2 separate regions of the Homo sapiens genome follow, and region 2 is linked to region 1. The links are chromatin loops, found by intact Hi-C in ENCODE. Cell type or tissue: pancreas. All regions are shown on one strand. Links, peaks and the distances in the headings refer to the core of each region. The heading gives the core; the rest is flanking DNA.

What was found. Hi-C counts contacts between places; a loop is a spot of excess contacts. Peaks named below come from ENCODE experiments on the same cell type or tissue, not always from the same donor. Only the 100,000 strongest peaks of a DNase experiment are listed, where the experiment ranks them.
Region 2: it touches region 1 in a loop (6-fold over the local background); 1 of 110 quality-filtered maps calls a loop at or near these places.

What each region holds. Positions count from the first base shown.
Region 1 is chr19:4,218,900-4,226,328 of GRCh38, forward strand. It overlaps ANKRD24 (ankyrin repeat domain 24), which reads left to right. Exons shown (of 22, transcript NM_001393985.1): 19 at 692-859; 20 at 3,771-3,896; 21 at 5,228-5,293; 22 at 5,529-5,915. The coding sequence ends at 5,606. Among named protein-coding and RNA genes, the nearest start is that of EBI3, 6.9 kb to the right of the region's middle. In pancreas, for the core only: no CTCF peak of the experiment used is centred there; a DNase peak (open chromatin) is centred at 5,756.
Region 2 is chr19:3,795,448-3,805,414 of GRCh38, forward strand. ZFR2 (zinc finger RNA binding protein 2) reads right to left here. Exons shown (of 19, transcript NM_015174.2): 19 at 8,577-9,967. It also overlaps a transcript of MATK not described here. Among named protein-coding and RNA genes, the nearest start is that of MATK, 14 kb to the left of the region's middle. In pancreas, for the core only: no CTCF peak of the experiment used is centred there; no DNase peak of the experiment used is centred there; H3K27me3 peaks cover 540 bases.

The DNA.
Region 1 (7,429 bases), core at 3,430-7,429:
TGGTACCACAGGTGTGCACCACCATGCTCGTCTAACTTTTTAATTTTTTGTAAAGACAGGGTTTTGCCATGTTGCCCACGCTGGTCTCAAACACCTGAGCTCATGGCCGGGCACCGTGGCTCACGCCTGTAATCCCAGCACTTTGGGAGGCCAAGGTGAGTGGATCACCTGAGGTCACAAGTTCGAGACCAGCCTGGACAACATCGTGAAACCCCGTCTCTACTAAAAATACAAAAATTAGGTTGGCATTGTGGCACGTGCCTGTAATCCCAGCTACTGGGGAGGCTGAGGCAGGAGAATCGCTTGAACCCGGGAAGTGGAGGTTGCAGTGAGCTGAGATTACACCACTGCACTCCAGCCTAGGCGACAGAGCAAGACTCTGTCTCAAAAAAAAACAAAAACAAAACAAAAACAAGCAAATAGTAGCCAGGCATGGTGGCACCTGTGGTCCCAGCTACTTGGAAGGCCGAGGTGGGAGGATCACTTAAGCCTGAAAGATTGAGGCTACAGTGAGCCATGATCGCACCACCGCACTCCAGCCAGGAGTGCAGGTCCGGAGCAACAGAGCAAGACCCTGTCTTAAAAAAAATCCAAAAACAAAAGAACAAAGTAGAAGGATCATATGAATTCTGGGGTCTAGCATCATTGGAGTCTTAGTGTCCTGAGAGTCATGCGTGGGCTTGGGCCACAGGTGCAGCGTGAGGCCCTGTTCATGAAGAGTGAGCGACACGCAGCCGAGGCACAGCTGGCCACAGCAGAGCAGCAGCTACGGGGGCTACGGACCGAGGCGGAAAGGGCTCGCCAGGCCCAGAGCCGGGCCCAGGAGGCTCTGGACAAGGCCAAGGAGAAGGACAAGAAGGTGGGTGCCCCCTCTCCCACACTCAGTCAGGGAGGCATCCACTCAGCAAAGGTTGGGGCCAATCTACGAAGGTCCTCACTGCAAGGGCCTTGGAAAATCAACCCATTTTCCAGAAGGGAAACTGAGGCTCAGAAACGGAAGGGGACCTGGTTACAGCCTCTGACAAGTCAGACACACACAGGCTGCTGTTCCAGGTACCAATTATAACCACAGTTACATTTATTTTATTTTTTTACTTGAGACGGAGTCTCGCTCTGTCGCCCAGGCTGGAGTGCAGTGGCATGATCTCGGCTCACTGCAACCTCTGGGTTCAAGCAATTCTCGTGCCTCAGCCTCCCGAGCAGCTGGGATTACAGGCATGCGACACCACACCCAGCTAATTTTTTATATTTTTAGTAGAGATGGGGTTTCGTCACGTTGGCCAGGCTGGTCTCGAACTCCTGAGCTCAAGTGATCCGCCTGCCTCAGCCCCCAAAAGGGCTGGGGTTACAGGCGTGAGCCACTGCGTCTGTCTCCACAGTTACATTTATTGAGTGCTTACTGCATGCCAGGCCCTGTGGACTGGATGCATTTAGTCACATCCAGTTCTCACAGGATAGGGGCTTTTATTATCCCCATTTGAGGAAACAGAAGCACAGAGAGGTGAAGTCACTTGCCTAAGGTCACACAGCCATGCAGTCTTTCAGCTGGGTTTGTACCCACGTTCCCACGTTTCGTTCCTAAACAATACTAATGATGATAACAACAGCCTCCAGGTGTTAGATTGGGAATTTTTCACACATTACCTTTTTTTATTGTTGTTTTGTTTTTTTCTGAGGCAGAGTCTTGCTCTGTCACCCAGACTGGAGTGCAGTGGCGTGATCTTGGCTCACTGTAAACTCTGCCTCCCGGGTTCACGCCATTCTCCTGCCTCAGCCTCCCGAGTAGCTGGGACTACAGGCGCCTGCCACCACGCCCGGCTAATTTTTTTGTATTTTTAGCAGAGATGGGGTTTCACCATGTTAGCTGGGATGGTCTCAATCTCCTGACCTCGTGATCCGCCTGCCTCGGCCTCCCAGAGTGCTGGGATTACAGGCGTGAGTCACCGCGACCGGCCTCACACATTACCATTTTTAATCTTCCTGCAACGCTAAAAGCCAGAAAGCTTTTTTTTTTTTTGGCAGAGTCTCACTTTGTCACCCAGGCTGGAGTGCAGTGGTGCAATCTCAGATCATTGCAGCTTCGACCTCCTGGGTTCAAGCGATCTTCCTGCCTCAGCCTCCTGAGTAGCCAGGACTACAGGTTACAGGTGTGTGCCATCATGCCTGGCTAATTTTTTTGTTTCTTTCTTTTTTTTTTGAGAGAAAGTTTCACTCTGTCGCTCAGGGTGAAGTACAGTGGCATGATTTTGGCTCACTGCAACCTCACCTCCCGGGTTCAAGAGATTCTCCTGCCTAGCCTCCCGAGTAGCTGGGACTGCAGGCGAGTGCCACCACACCCAGCTAATTTTTGTATTTTTAGTAGAGACTGGGTTTCACCATGTTGGCCAGGCTGGTCTCGAACTCCCGACCTCAGGTGATTCAGCCTCCCAAAGTGCTGGGATTACAGTCATGAGCCACCGTGCCTGGCCTGTTTTTTTTTGCTTTTGTTTGTTTGTTTGTTTGTTTGTTTGGTAAGAGATGGGGTTTCACCATATTGCCCAGGTTGGTCTCAAACTCTTGAGCTCAAGCGATCTGTCTGCCTCAGCCTCCCAAAGTGGTAGGATGACAGGCGTGAGCCACCGCACCTGGTTTCAGAAAGTATTTTTGTCCCCATTTTCCAGATAAGCAAACCAAAGCTTTAAGAGATGAAGTGAGTGGCTCAAAGTCACGCAACATGTCACTGGACAGGAGACGAGACACCCAGAGTCCCAGGCGCTTCAGCATAAAGAATGACCCAGCCTCGACTCACTGTGGGACCTTAGACCAGACACTTCACCTCTCTGAGCTTCAGTTTCCCCTCTGTAAAGGGAGGGCAAAATTGCAGTTAGGATGATGGTTTATCTGTAGCCTGGTTTCTTCCCTTGCACACTGTGGACATAGGAGCGGGATCATTTCCTGGGCTGGGGCCATCTGGGCATTGTAGGGGACTGAGCAGCGTCCTTGACCTCTACCCACTCCAAGCCAAGAGCTCCTCCAAGTCGTGACAACCACAGATGTCCCCACACAACACCCAGTGTCCCCTTGGGGGGCAGAATTGCCTCAAGTTGAGAACCCCAGATCTATAGTAATAATAAGGCCCGGCATTTATTGAGTGCCTACTGTTGACTAGGCACAGTTTAAACTTAATCTCTGTGCAGGATCACAGCAACTACTAAGTTAAGAACTATTGGCCGGGCGCGGTGGCTCACGCCTGTAATCCCAGCACTTTGGGAGGCCCAGGCAAGTGGATCACCTGAGGTCAGGAGTTCAAGACCAGCCTGGCCAACATGGCGAAACCCCGTCTCTACTAAAAATAGAAACATTAGCCAGATGTGGTGATGGGCACCTGTAGTCCCAGCTACTCAGGAGGCTGAGGCAGGAGAATTGCTTGAACCTGGGAGGCGGAAGTTGTAGTGAGCTGAGATCACACCACTGCACTCCAGCCTGGGCAACAGAGCGAGACTCTGTCTCAAAAAGAAACAAACAAAAACAAAAAAATGTGAAAACCAACCTTAGCTTGTGGGTTGTATAAAAACAGGCTGTGTTGGTAACCATAAGCATCTAAAATATAAATAAATACAATTAAAACAGGCTGTGGGCCAGACGTGGCCCTCAGGCCAGAGTTTGCTAACCCCAGGGACGGGACCTTCCCTTGAAAGCCTTTATCCCTGGCCTCTTCCTGCGGCTGCAGAGAGGTCCTCAGCCCCCAGCTCTGGGCTTAGGGTGATCGCTGACAGCACCTGCACCCTCAGATCACAGAACTCTCCAAAGAAGTCTTCAATCTTAAGGAAGCCTTGAAGGAGCAGCCGGCCGCCCTCGCCACCCCTGAGGTGGAGGCTCTCCGTGACCAGGTGAAGGATTTACAGCAGCAGCTGCAGGTAAGGACTGGGCCACGCAGGGGCCAGGGGACCATCAGGGTGGAGGAGTCCAAATATTTACCAATCAGCACAGCGCAGGTGGGAATCCCAGGAGAGGGGCTGGGGTAGGCAGGTGGGGTCCACATCACATGCACGGCATGGCCAGGAAATACTTCCTTTATTTTTTTTGAGACAGGGTCTCACTCCATCGCCCAGGCTGGAGTGCAGTGGCACAATCTCAGCTCACTGCAGCCTCCACCTTCCGGGTTTAAGCAATTTTCATGCCTTAGCGTCCTGCGTAGCTGGAATTACAGGCACGCACCACCACACCCAGCTAATTTTTGTATTTTTAGTAGAGATGGAGTTTCACCATGTTGGCAAGGCTGGTCTTGAACTCCTGGGCTCGCATAAGCCTCCCAAAACGCTGGGATTACAGGCATAAGCCACTGCTCCTGGCCGCCCTCTGCCTTTTTTTTGGACATAGGATCTTGCTCTATTAGGCTGGAGTGCAGTGGTGCAATCATAGCTCACTGAGCAGCCTCAAACTCCTGGCCTCAAGCAGTTCTCCACCTCAACCTCCCAAAGTGCCTGGCCATACATATATATATATATATATATATATATATATTTTTTTTTTTTTTTTTTTGAGCCAGTCTCACTCTGTCACCCAGGCTGGAGTGCAGTGACACGATCTTGGCTCACTGCAACCTCTGCCTCCCGGCTCCCGGGTTCAAGTGATTCTCCTGCCTCAGCTTCCTGACTAGCTGGGACTACAGGTGTGAGCCACCTTGCCTGGGAAATTTTTTGTTTTTTTTGAGTCTCACTTTGTCACTCAGGCTGGAGTGCAGTGCACGATCTCAGCTCACTGCAACCTCCGCCTCCCGGGTTCAAGCGATTCTCCTGCCTTAGCCTCCTGAGTAGCTGGGACTACAGGCATGTGCCACCACTCCCGGCTAATTTTTTTTACTTTTAGTAAAGACGGGGTTTCACCATGTTAGCCAGGGTGGTCTTGATCTCTTGACCCTGTTATCCGCCCGCCTTGGCCTCCCAAAGTGCTGGGATTACAGGTGTGAGCCACTGCACCTGGCCAATTTTTGTATTTTTAGTAGAGACGGGATTTTACCATGTTGGTCCAGGCTGGTCTTGAACTCCTGACCTCAAGTGAGCCACCCACCTCAGCCTCCCAAAGTGCTGGGATTACAAATGTATGCCACTATGCCCCGCCATATTTTCATATTTTAGCAGTCGGCCATCAACGTACAGGCTTGGGGTGCAAAGGGTGCTTTTTGGTGTGTTTTGCTCAGTGGGGAGGTGCTCCTGCTCTTCTGAGCGCCCCTTCCTCATGCCCACAGGAAGCTGCCAGGGACCACTCCAGCGTGGTGGCTTTGTACAGAAGCCACCTCCTATATGCCATTCAGGTGAGTGGCCCAGCTCCTGGGTACCCGGTGGCTTTGGGCATACCACTGTTGCTCTCTGAGCCTCAGTTTCCCCTTCTGTACAGTGGGAGGCTGGTCTGGGGAGAGGTTCGTGGCATGTGGGAGCCCCCCTGTGTGCATTTCCCTCCTGGCTGGCTTGGTCTATGGGAGTGGTGGAGGGACTTGGGGCAGCCATGGAGGGTATACTCAGGGTCTTCCTCTACTCCCCCAACCCTAGGGCCAGATGGATGAAGATGTGCAGCGGATTCTCAGCCAGATTCTGCAGATGCAGAGACTCCAGGCTCAGGGCCGCTGAGAAAGGCCAGGCCCAGTGGCTACACTGACCACACCCACGCAGGGACCTCACCCCCCTGCAGGCCCCTTGCAGACCGGCTTCACTTGGCTTCACTTGGCCCTATCCAGGCCCATGCACTTGGAGACCAGCCTGGTTCCCTGCCCGACCACCCCCAGCTGGCTCCATCACCCCACCTGGTCTCTGCACGCACACACTGGTCAGTCTGGACCCGGGCCGTGACTGCCCCTCCCCCACCACCGGAGACTGTGATTCCCTGTGTCCTCCACATCCAGACGCCAGCCCAGGAATAAAGGCATTCTGTGCACAGGGCCAACGCGTGCCGTCTCGTTGCTGGGCTTCCACTGCGGGGAGCGGAGAGGGTGGCCCAGAAAAGGAAGCGCTCACACCCCTCCCCACCTACCCCACGCCACAAATCAGCCATCAGGATAAACCCCATCTTTTTTCTTTCTTTTTTTTTTTTTTTTTTGAGATAGAGTCTCGCTCTGCCGCCCAGGCTGGAGTGCAGTGGCGCCATCTCGGCTCACTGCAAGCTCTGCCTCCTGGGTTCACGCCATTCTCCTGCCTCAGCCTCCCAAGTAGCTGGGACTACAGGCGCCCGCCACCACGCCCGGCTAATTTTTTATATTTTTAGTAGAGACGGGTTTCACCATGTTAGCCAGGATGGTCAATTTCCTGACCTCATGATCCACCCGCCTTGGCCTCCCAAAGTGCTGGGATTACAGGCTTGAGCCACCGCACCTGGCCTCTTTTATTTTTTTTTATGCGGAGTCTCCCTCTGTCACCCAGGCTGGAGTGCAGTGGAGTAATCTCGACTCACTACAACCTCTGCCTCCCGGGTTCAGGTGATTCTCCTGCCTCAGCCTCCCGAGTAACTAAGATTACAAGGCATGTGCCACCACACCCGGCTCATTTTTGTATTTTTAGTAGAGACAGGGTTCCACCATGTTCGCCAGGCTGGTCTCGAACTCCTGACTTCAGGTGATCCATCCGCCTTGGCCTCCCAAAGTGCTGGGAATACAGGCATGAGCCATGGTGCCCGGCCTTTGGATAAACTCCATCTTAATGCAATATTTCAAAAAGGCAAAATGGGTGCAAAAAAAGTGCATGCTGAACTAAGTATGGAAATGTTAAAGAAAGGCAGGCTTGGCCGGGTGCGGTGGCCCATGCCTATAATCCCAGCATTTTGGGAGACCAATGTGGGAGGATCTCTTGAGCCCAGGAGTTGAAGACCAGCCTGGGCAACATGGGGAAACCCCCATCTCTATCAAAAATACAAAAATTAGCTGGGCATGGTGGCGCGCACTTGTGGTCACAGCTACTCAGGAGGCTGAGGAGGGAGGACCGCTTGAGTGCAGCAGTTAGAGGCTGTTGCACTTCAGCCTGGGTGACAGGGCAAGACCCTGCCTCTAAAAAAAGATTTAAAAAAAAAAAAAAAGGAAAGAAAGATACTTTCCTAAATCCTAAGGCTGGCCATGGTGGAAGCCCCCTACCCCCAGCCTCTCCCTGCCCCTTGGCAACTCCCCCGAAATCCCCACGGGTTTCTTGGCATTTTTCAGCAAACAGAGGGGAGGCAGGAGTGGGAGCGGGGATCCCCGAGCCTGTCCAGCCTGCCCCTGGGGGTTTCCTTGTTCCTGGGCATCCTGATCGCTGGGATATCTGCGGTGGCAGCTGCCTCCCCTGGCCTGCGCTCCTGTGTCTCTCTCTGTCTCTCTTCTCCATGTCTCTGTCTCTCTCTTTTTTTTTTTTTGAGATAGATTTTCGCTCTTATTGCCCAGACTAGAGTGCAATGATGCGATCTCGGCTCTCTGCAACCTCCACCTCCC
Region 2 (9,967 bases), core at 5,280-9,279, 420 kb before region 1:
TTTTAGTAGAGATGGGTTTCATGTTGGCCAGGCTGGTCTTGAACTCCTGACCTTAGATGATCTGCCCACTTTGGCCTCCCAAAGTGCTGGGATTACAGATATGAGCCACCATGCCCGGCCTCATATGACTTTTCATATGTCATATAATATTGATTCCATTTTCCTCCAACTATTTACAAATGTAAAAAAACGATTTTAGCTGGAGGAGTTGTGCGGATACAGATGGCAGGTTGGACTTGGCCCTCAGACTGTAGTTTGCTCTCCGCTGCCTTCTCACAGTCTTTATTTTCTCATAAGTAGGTGCTTTTTTTTTTTTTTTTTTTTTTTTTTTTGAGATGGAATCTCACTGTTTCGTCCAGGCTGGAGTGCAGAGGCGTGATCTTGGCTCACTGCATCCTCCGCCTCCCAGGTTCAAGCTATTCTCCTGCCTCAGCCTCTTGAATAGCTAGGATTACAGGCACGCGCCATCACGCCTGGCTAATTTTTGTATTTTTAGTAGAGATGAGGTTTCACCATGTTGGCCAGGCTGGTCTCGAACTCCTGACCTCAAGTGATCTGCTTGCCTCGGCCTCCCAAAGTGCTGGGATTACACGTGTGAGCCACCAGCTGTATTTTTCAATCTGTTAAATTAAATGTGCTGATACTCATGGCATGTAATAAGCTCTCAAGAAGTGTTTAAAAAAATAAAACTCAAAATATATAAATAAAGCTCCTCAACTCAGCAATGAGCCTCTCAAGGGTAAGTATATTCTTGTTGGTATGAATAGCAGCTGATATTTATAGGGTGTTTTACTGTGTGCTGAAGACAAAGCAATATAATGTCCCACTCCTCAGGGGTTGCTGTTGCTGTTTTCAGGTATTTACCTCCATAGTTCCAAGTAATGTGTTTTACACATCCCTTGATTTATCAGTTGGATGTTGTCCATTGACTTCCTATTCCAGAAGGTCAAGATTTAGCTCTCTTAGGCATTCTGCTCCCCCAACAGTTAAATCACAATTTTTGCTTAAATGAAAATTCAGTGCTTATAGTATATATATTAATATAAATATTATTGACAGTGGAGCAATGTATACTAAGAACATTATTTTCTGGGACCTGCTTTTTTATTTCCCTGGAGTTAGTCATCGCCTTGGTTTTATGTGTCTGTGACTCTTTCCCCCAGCCTCTCCACCAGAACTGACATCTCCACTCAGGACTTTCTCCTACTGCCCAGCTGTGATCCTGGCCCCTCTCTTCTTCGGCACAAGGGGATTCTTAGATATAGCTCCTGTTTCTTGGGTGTGGGTCTCCCTGTTTCTTGGTTTGGTCCCTTGTTTTAGGAATGTGCTCCCCCTAGGGTTTCCAGAGAAAGTGTTTTCCTCCTACTCTCCTGGGTAATTAGAGGTTTGGCTGACAGTATTGTAGGTGGATACTTTTCTTTTGCCCAATGTTTTCCAGCTTCTAGTCTTGGGCAGCTGAATGATCAGAAGTTGTCCTGTTTCCTCATACTTTGCCTGTCCCATGGTTAATTTCTGTCTCTCTCTCTCTCTTTCTGGAAGCTTGTAGAATCTTCTTGTTCCCTACATCCTGCACTTTCACAGTGGTGGGTTTGGTGTGGGTCTGTTTTCAACCATTGTGCTGAGTACTTGGTGGGCTCTTTCCTGTGTTCTCTTCCTGGCAAACTTTCTTGAATGATATCATTGGTGATTTCTTCCACTTTGGTTTCTCTGGCGTGTTTGTGGAACACGTTATTGTCATAGGGTGGACTTCTTGGATTGATGTTTTCATTTTCTTGCCTACCTTCCCCCCCACCCCCCCACTTTCTACTTTTTCTTCCAACCCTTCTATTGACATTTTAATTTTGACTATTAATTTTTTTTTTTTTTTGAGACAGGGTCTCACTCTGTTGCTCAGGCTGGAGTGCAGTGGTGCAATCACAGCCCACTGCAGCCTCGACCTCCTGGGCTCAAGTGATCCTCCTGCCTCAGCCTCCCAAGTAGCTGGGACTACAGGTGCCTGCCACCATGCTGGCTAATTTTTTTGATTTTTAGTCTCACTATGTTTCCCAGGCTGGTTTCAAACTCCTGAGCTCAAACAATCTGCCTGCCTCAGCCTCCTGGAGTGTTGGGATTACAGGCATGCACCACCACACCCAGTGACTGTCAGAGTTTTAATTTCCAAGAGCTCTTTCTGGTTCTTTTACCGTTCCTCTTTAAAGGACAAACTTGGCTGTGTGTGGTGGCTCACGGAGCTCAGGAGTTTGAGACCAGCCTGGGCAACATAGTGAGACCCCAATCTCCAAATAATATGTAAATAAATAAAAGAATTTCTTGGCCCAGTGCAGTGGCTCACACCTGTAATCCCAGCACTTTAGGAGTCTGAGGCTGATGGGTCACCAGAGGTCAGGAGTTCGAGACCAGGCTGGCCAACATGGTGAAACCCCATCTCTACTAAATATACAAAAATTAGCCGGGCATGGTGGCTCATGCCTATAATCCCAGCTACTTGGGAGGCTAAAGGAGGAGAATCGCTTGAACCTGGGAGGTGAAGTTTGCAGTGAGCCAAGAACACATCACTGTACTCCAGCCTGGGTGACAGAGGGAGACTCCATCTCAAAAAATAAAAAATAAAAATAAATAATAAATAAATAAGTAAATAAATAAAGGCAAACTTATACTTGTTTCCTGGCTGTTATATCCTCTATGAGCTCTCCGAGGATAAGATGCATACAGGTTTTGTTTTTTTCTGTTCTGTGTTTGAATCAGGAACATAAGGATTTTTCTAGAACTGTTTTCTTCTGCCCTCTTTGTCTCTCCTTCAGGTTACTTTTCTTTTCTCTTTGTGGGTTTTGGTCTCTCTGTTGACTAACAATTATGATGGAGTGCTACAGAGCTGACGGAAGCCTCCTCACCACAGGGCGGCCTCACTGTGGGGTGGTTGGCGGGTGGGGGTGGGGGTCACTGGGCAGGAATCCCGAAACATTGGCAGCATCTGGAAGGCTTTTCTCATAGCCTGGCATCCAGCGTTCTAGAAGCCACAAGAGGTTAGACATCTGGGGTTGTGACTTTAATGGCCTGGATTTTTTATTTTTTTTATTTTTTTGAGACAGAGTTTTGCTCTTATTGCCCAGGCTGGAGTGCAATGGCACAGTGTCAGTTCACTGCAATCTCTGCTTCCCAGGTTCAAGTGATTCTCCTGCCTCAGCCTCCCAAGGCTGGGATTACAGGCATGTGCCACCAAGCCTGGCTAATTTTTTTTTTTTTTGGTAGAGACGGGATTTCACCATGTTGGTCAGGCTGGTCCTGAACTCCTGACCTCAGGTGATGCACCTGCCTCAGCCTCCCAAAGTGCTGGGATTACAGGCGTGAGCCACCGTGCCCGGCCTGTTTTTTTTTTAAGGCAGGGTCTCACTCTGTCGTACAGGATGGAGTGCAGTGGCGTGATCATAGGTCACTGCAGCCTCAACCTCCAGGGCTCAAGTGATCCTCCTGCCTCAGCCTCTCAAGTAGCTGGGACTATAGGCATGCATCATCATACCTGGCTATTTTTTTTTTTTTTTCAGAGATGGGGTCTTGGTATGTTGCCCAGGCTGGTCTCAAACTCCTGGGCTCAAGTGATCCTCCCGCCTTAGTCTCCCAAAGTGCTGGGATTACAAGCATGAGCCACTGCACTTGGCCTTAATAGCCCATTTGCACAGCCCCTCATCCCTGCCCTCCATGGCGCCTGGGTCCCTGTGCCTGAACCTTTCTGTGCAGCAAGCATTTTAAAATGCATTTTCTTACTGAATTCTCCTCACAGCTCTCTGCACAGTTGGGGACTACCAGTTTGACCCCAATTTTATGGAAGCTTAAGGCGGTAACATGAGCTGTCCCCACACTCCATAGCTGATAAGTTAAAGGGCCACGCTGTGACTAGAGCCCAGAGTCACCCTCACTGCGTGAAGTGACGGCTTCTGGCTCATCCTTGGGTGTCCCAAGGAAGGCAGTGAGTGTTTGCTGATTGTCTATGGAATAAATGTCAACATCCTCAATGGGAGAAATAGGGAAACCACATGAATGAAGGCCCAGCACACATCACAGGTGTTCAACACACAGACGGAATTAATGAGCAACTGAAAGAACAGGAGTTGAGGCCGGGTGTGGTGGCTCACGCCTGTAATCCCAGCACTTTGGGAGGCTGAGGCAGGTGGATCACCTGGGGTCAGGAGTTCGAGACCAGTCTGGGCAACGCAGTGAAACCCCATCTCTGCTAAAATACAAAAAAATTAGCTGGGTGTGGTGGTGGGCGCCTGTGGTCCCAGCTACTTGGGAGGCTGAGGCAGGAGAATCACTTGAACCCAGGAGGCAGAGGTTGCAGTGAGCTGAGATCACACCATTGCACTTGAGCCTGGGTGACAGAGCGAGACCTTGTCTCAAAGAAAAATAAGATGTGTCAGCCGGGCGCGGTGGCTCACGCCTGTAATCCCAGCACTTTGGGAGGCTGAGGCGGGAGGATCACGAGGTCAAGAGATCGAGACCATCCTGGCTGACACGGTGAAACCCCGTCTCTACTAAAAATACAAAAAATTAGCTGGGTGTGGTTGCAGGCGCCTGTAGTCCCAGCTACTCGGGAGGCTGAGGCAGGAGAATGGCGTGAACCCGGGAGGCGGAGCCTGCAGTGAGCCGAGATTGTGCCACTGCGCTCCAGCCTGGGCAACAGAGCGAGACTCCGTCTCAAAAAAAAAAAAAAGAAAAAAAGGAAAAAAGAAAAATAAAATGTGTCTTGTAGGGTCATGAGAAGAATTAAATTAGATAATAAGCACACAGTAAATAGGTGATGAATCAATGTCGTTATAATACCAAGTGAAGAAAAGCAGGAAGCAAGATGGTAAAAATGACCCACCCATAAACAACAGGGCATTAAAGAATAGAGAGCAGGATGGCCGGGCGTGGTGGCTCAGCCCTGTAGTCCCAGCACTTTGGGAGGCCAAGCACTTTGGGAGGCCGAGGAGGGCGAATCATCTGAGGTCAGGAGTTTGAGACCAGCCTGACCAACGTGGTGAAACCCCATCTCTACTAAAAATGCAAAAATTAGCTGGGCGTGGTGGCAGGTGCCTGTAATCCCAGCTACTCAGGAGGCTGAGGCAGGAGAATCGCCTGAACCCAGGAGGCGGAGGTTGTGGTGAGCCGAGATTGCGCCACTGCACTCCAGCCTGGGCAACGGGAGCAAAACTCCGTCTTCAGAAAAAAAAAGGAAAAGAAAGCAGAAGGGAAATGGAGTGTTCACAGTAGCTGATAATTTTGTGGTTGTTTTGTGATTGTTTTGTTTTCCTTCTTCCATTTTTCTGGATTGTCCAAGTTTTTCATAATGGGAAAAACCCAATTCATGAGTAAAAACATTTATGTGGAAAAACACATGTAACAAAATTTGCCATCTTAATCATTTTTTATTTTTATTTATTTATGTATTTTTGAGACAGAGTGTCGCTCTGTCATCCACGCTGGAGTGCAGTGGCGCAATCTCGGCTCACTACAACCTTGGTCTCCAGGTTCAAGCGATTCTCCTGCCTCAGCCTCCTGAGTAGCTGGGATTACAGGTGCCCACCACCACGCCCGGCTGATTTTTGTATTTTTAGTACAGACGGGGTTTCGAACTCCTGACCTCAAGTAATCCGCCCGCCTCGGCCTCTCAAAGTGTTGGGATGACAGGCGTGAGCCACCGCGCCCGGCCGATGCTTCCTAATGCATTTCGTTTGCAAAATTTGGGAGTGACCGTTTTCTACCCAGAGGTGGCTTCTCCACCTTAACCAGGAAAGCGGGTCTTAATCCGATCACCTGAGACACCTTCTCAGTCCCAGAAGCTAAACTAGGGAGGCATCCCGGGACAAGACGGGCAACAATCTTTTCCCAAACGACCCCCGAGCCTGGCCAGGGAGATGCTGCCTGCAAGGCTGACTGTGACTGGGCCGGGGGACTCAGGGCATCTTAGCGGCCGCCTCTCGCTCCTGTCCGTGACCTTGCAGATGCAGGTGACAGCCTGCCCTTCCGTTTTTGTCTTTCCAGTCCCGCCTGCCGGATTGGGTTCCAGCCCTGCCCACACGCCCGGTACATCCCGCCTACACTCACCGATGTCGCCTAGCAACCCGGCTCGCAGCTAGCATCCGCAACCGAGGTCCCCGCGCTCCAGTTCTCTGGCGGGGAGGGAGAGGGGTGTTGCTTCTCCAGCCCCCTGCAGCCTGGTGTCTTCCTGCCACCCGCCGGCCTGCTCCGGGAACCGCGGCCTGGTGGGACGAGGGTTGCGGAGGACGGGTCAGGAGCGACCGCGTTTCAGGCCCGTGGACTCCGCAGCCCAGACGGTCCATCCATCTGCACCGAATCCCTTCGCTAACCAACTGCTTGATTTTGCTGTCGCGCCGCCTAAACTTGGTTTTTTGGAGTTGCTAGGAGGGCCGACTTAACTCTTTGTCAGCCGGGCTGGTTTTCACCCACCTGGTGGCAGGAATCCTGTTTGCCTTCCCCGGGAGCCAGGGATGGGAACGGGAACTGTGGGTGGGAGGCTTCCGAGAGCCGCCTCTCCCGGGGCATAAGGAAGGAAGCGGGGCTGCAGGTACCGCCTGGGGTTCACAGCAGGGGACGAGGTGCCTCCCACCAGGGGCTGCTGTGATCGCCAGGCCTGCCAGGGTGTGCCCCTTCCCCTGTCCCTTCCCTCTGTCCCCACAGCCTTGGCTGGAGTCCCTCACCGGTAACGAGACAGAGACAAATGGTGTTCTCTGTCTTTCTGAGACAGAGTTTTGCTCCTGTTGCCCAGGCTGGAGTGCAATGGCGTGATCTCAGTTCACCACAACTTCTGCCTCCCGGGTTCAAGCGATTCTCCTGCCTCAGCCTTCCAAGTAGCTGGGATTACAGGTGCCCGCCACCACACCCAACTAATTTTTGGTATTTTTAGTAGAGACAGGGTTTCACCACGTGGGCCAGGCTGGTCTCGAACTCCTGACCTCAAGTGATCCGCTCGCCTTGGCCTCCCAAAGTGCTGGGATTACAGGCACATGCCACTGCACCCGGCCGACAAATGGTATTCTCATAACCACCAGAAAGAGACACGTCCTCTGGTGTCAGAGCGTGGCTCTGAGCACTGAGACCGACTCAGTTGCTAGCGTCCACCTGGCCTGCCCGAGATCTGGGAATACAGTGGTGATCCAATTGATGGTGAGAGGCTTCCTGACAGGCAGAGAGTTCACATTCTCAAGGGGAAGACAGATACCAAATCGTTTCAAAGATGCATGGTTTAAAGTCAAGGAATAGGCCAGGCGCGGTGGCTCACGCCTATAATCCCAGCACTTTGGGAGGCTGAGGTGGGCGGATCACCTGAGGTCAGGAGTTTGAGACCAGCCTGGCCAACATGGTGAAACCCCGTCTCTACTAAAAATACAAAAAATTAGCTGGGCGTGGTGATGTAGGCCTGTAGTCCCAGCTACTCGGGTGGCTGAGGTGGAATAATCACTGGAACTCAGGAGGCGAGGTTGCAGTGAGCTGAGATCGAGCTGCTGCACTCCAGCCTGGGAGACAGAGACCCTGTCTCAAAAAAAAAAAAAAAAAAAAAAGGTGGAACTGGAATTGACAAGACATCCTCATGGATTGGCCGGGAGCACAGAGGAATCCAGGAGGCCTCCCTGGTTGTGCTGGCTGTCACCTTGAGCCCTGGGCAAATGGCGGTGCTGCTGCCGCGATGCTGACGGAGAGAGGGGCTGTGTGTGGACGGAGTGTGTAGCAAGGGAGTGAAGTTCCCAAGAAATCTGGGATAGAGTGGAAAGCAGGAGAGAGGGTGTGAGGTGGAGGAGGACGGTGGCCTAGAGGCCGCCTGCCCTCCGGGGAGGCTTAACCAGCAATTCCTGTTGCTGACAGATAATCCCTGCTAGAAGGGGACCCCTCGGTGGCTCCCCACCCCCCTCCTTTGGCCTGGGCCTGAAACAGCGGTCCCTGCACACCCAGCCCCTGCCACTCCCGTCCCGCCGCCCCCACCCTGCATCTGCCTCCTCCCCCACCCTGCATCTGCCTCCTCCCCACTCTGCTCCCCGCCTGCCCCCCGTCCCAAACACTGCCAGGGAAGCCCTGTGGGCTGGAAACTGTCACGAAACTCTTCCACTGTGACCAGGTCTCAGCATCTGAACACCCTCCGCCCGCCTTCTGAGGGTTTGGGAATGTGGCGGGGGAAGCACTCTGTGGGCAGAGGCATCTCTCCCAAACTCAGCGTAGTTGCCTCCTCCTCCAGGAAGCCCTCGGGGAGCCTCCAGAGCATCTCACTGTGTGTCTCTAGGATGGGGCCAGGGGAACCCTCAAGGACCGAGGCAGAGAGCTGGGTTATGGGAGGCGTTGAGATGAATGATTCTCAGCCGGTGTGTCTGTGTTCCCAGGGGACCCTTGTGAGGGGACAGCCTGAGGATGCCCACACCTTGGGGAGCAGCCACTGAGCAGTGCCAGCCCCTTGGGCCCCTCCCAGTCCACATTTGGGCTGCAGGGTTTCTGGGAGACCCCCACCCGGGACCCTGAGAAGGAGGTGAAGAGCCCAGCATTTGGGGTCACCTGCACCCCGCAGGAAGGACGGCACGGCTCACACAAAAGACAAATGATTTCCTTTATTCCCCCTGCCTCCCAATTTCCAGGTAGCTCTACAAAGACATTCAGACAGAGCCACATGCAGGCTGTCCTTCAAACACAGAGAAACAAAACTGAGCCACTGGCTGGAGATCACATCTGCCCAAAGGTGGACTTTTCTCATTCAATGCCACTGGGCAGCTGGCCAAAGAAAAAAAAACTGACCAAGCGGAAGGTTTGAACAGGTTGGGGTGGGGACTCAGAAGGGGGTGCCCCCACATCCATCAGTGCCAGGAGGCGCCTGCCCACCATGGCCAGCATCCACAAGACGGCGGCCCCTCCCCGGGTCCCCCAGGCACGGGTCCCGGGCCCTGCTACCACAAGGGGGGATTGGGGACCCCCTGCCTCAGGGCCAGCCAAGGCCTACATCAGGGAGAGAGGGAGGAAGGAAGGACGGAAGCTCAAATCCAGGCCTCAGTGACACATGGCAGAGTGGGTTTTCTCTGTGAAAGGCACTCAGTGGTACAGGGCTCGGGGCGGGGGGTGGGTGGGGGTGCCTCTGGGCTCCGGGTCTGACTGTCCAGCACAGCTGTTCCCGGGGGAGGCCCAGCCAGGATCCTCATCGCCCGTCGGCGTGTCCACCTGGCCCTGTGGCTCTCCCCACAGGGGACGAGCCTGGCTCAGGCCCTGCTGACATCCTGGCTGTGGAGGTGGGTGGGGGGTCTGTTTGGAGCAGGCTGGGCTGGGGGCGTGGGGATGCCGGCTGGGAGCTCCCCTGGGCTTGTCCTGCACATGTGGTGGGGCCCCAGAACAGGGCCTGCCCACGTGATTTCAAATCCATGCCGCAGCCGCATCCAAAGAAAGTTTTGTTTGTTTGTTTGTTTGTTTGTTTGTTTCTTTGAGACAGGGTCTCGCTCTGTAACCCAGGCTGGAGTTCAGTAGCGCAATCTCGGCTCGCTGCAGCCTCGAACTCCTGGGCTCAAGGGATCCTACGGCCTCAGCCTCCCGAGTAGCTGGGACTACAGGCTTGGGCCACCACAACTGGCTAATTTTTTGTAGAGATGGGGTGTCACCATATTGCCCAGACTGATCTTAAACCGCTGGGCTCAAGCGATCCACCAAGCTTGGCCTCCCAAAGTGCTGGGATTATAGGTGTGAGCCACCATGCGCAGCCCAGAGGAAGTATTTTAAAACCCCTTCCTGTACCACGAGGTGAGTTTAGAGCCAGCAAGATGCCCCCGAGTTTAGAATCTGCTTGCTGTACTGCTGGCCCCCCTGGCTGTGGGGGATGGGGCCCTCGAGGAAGGGGTGCCACTCCCAGGGCTGGATGGTGTCATTTCTGTAACAATTTAAGCACAAATGTTAAAAAACATTTCTTTTAAGTGACAAAGTCTTCTTCTGTTGCCCAGGCTGGAGT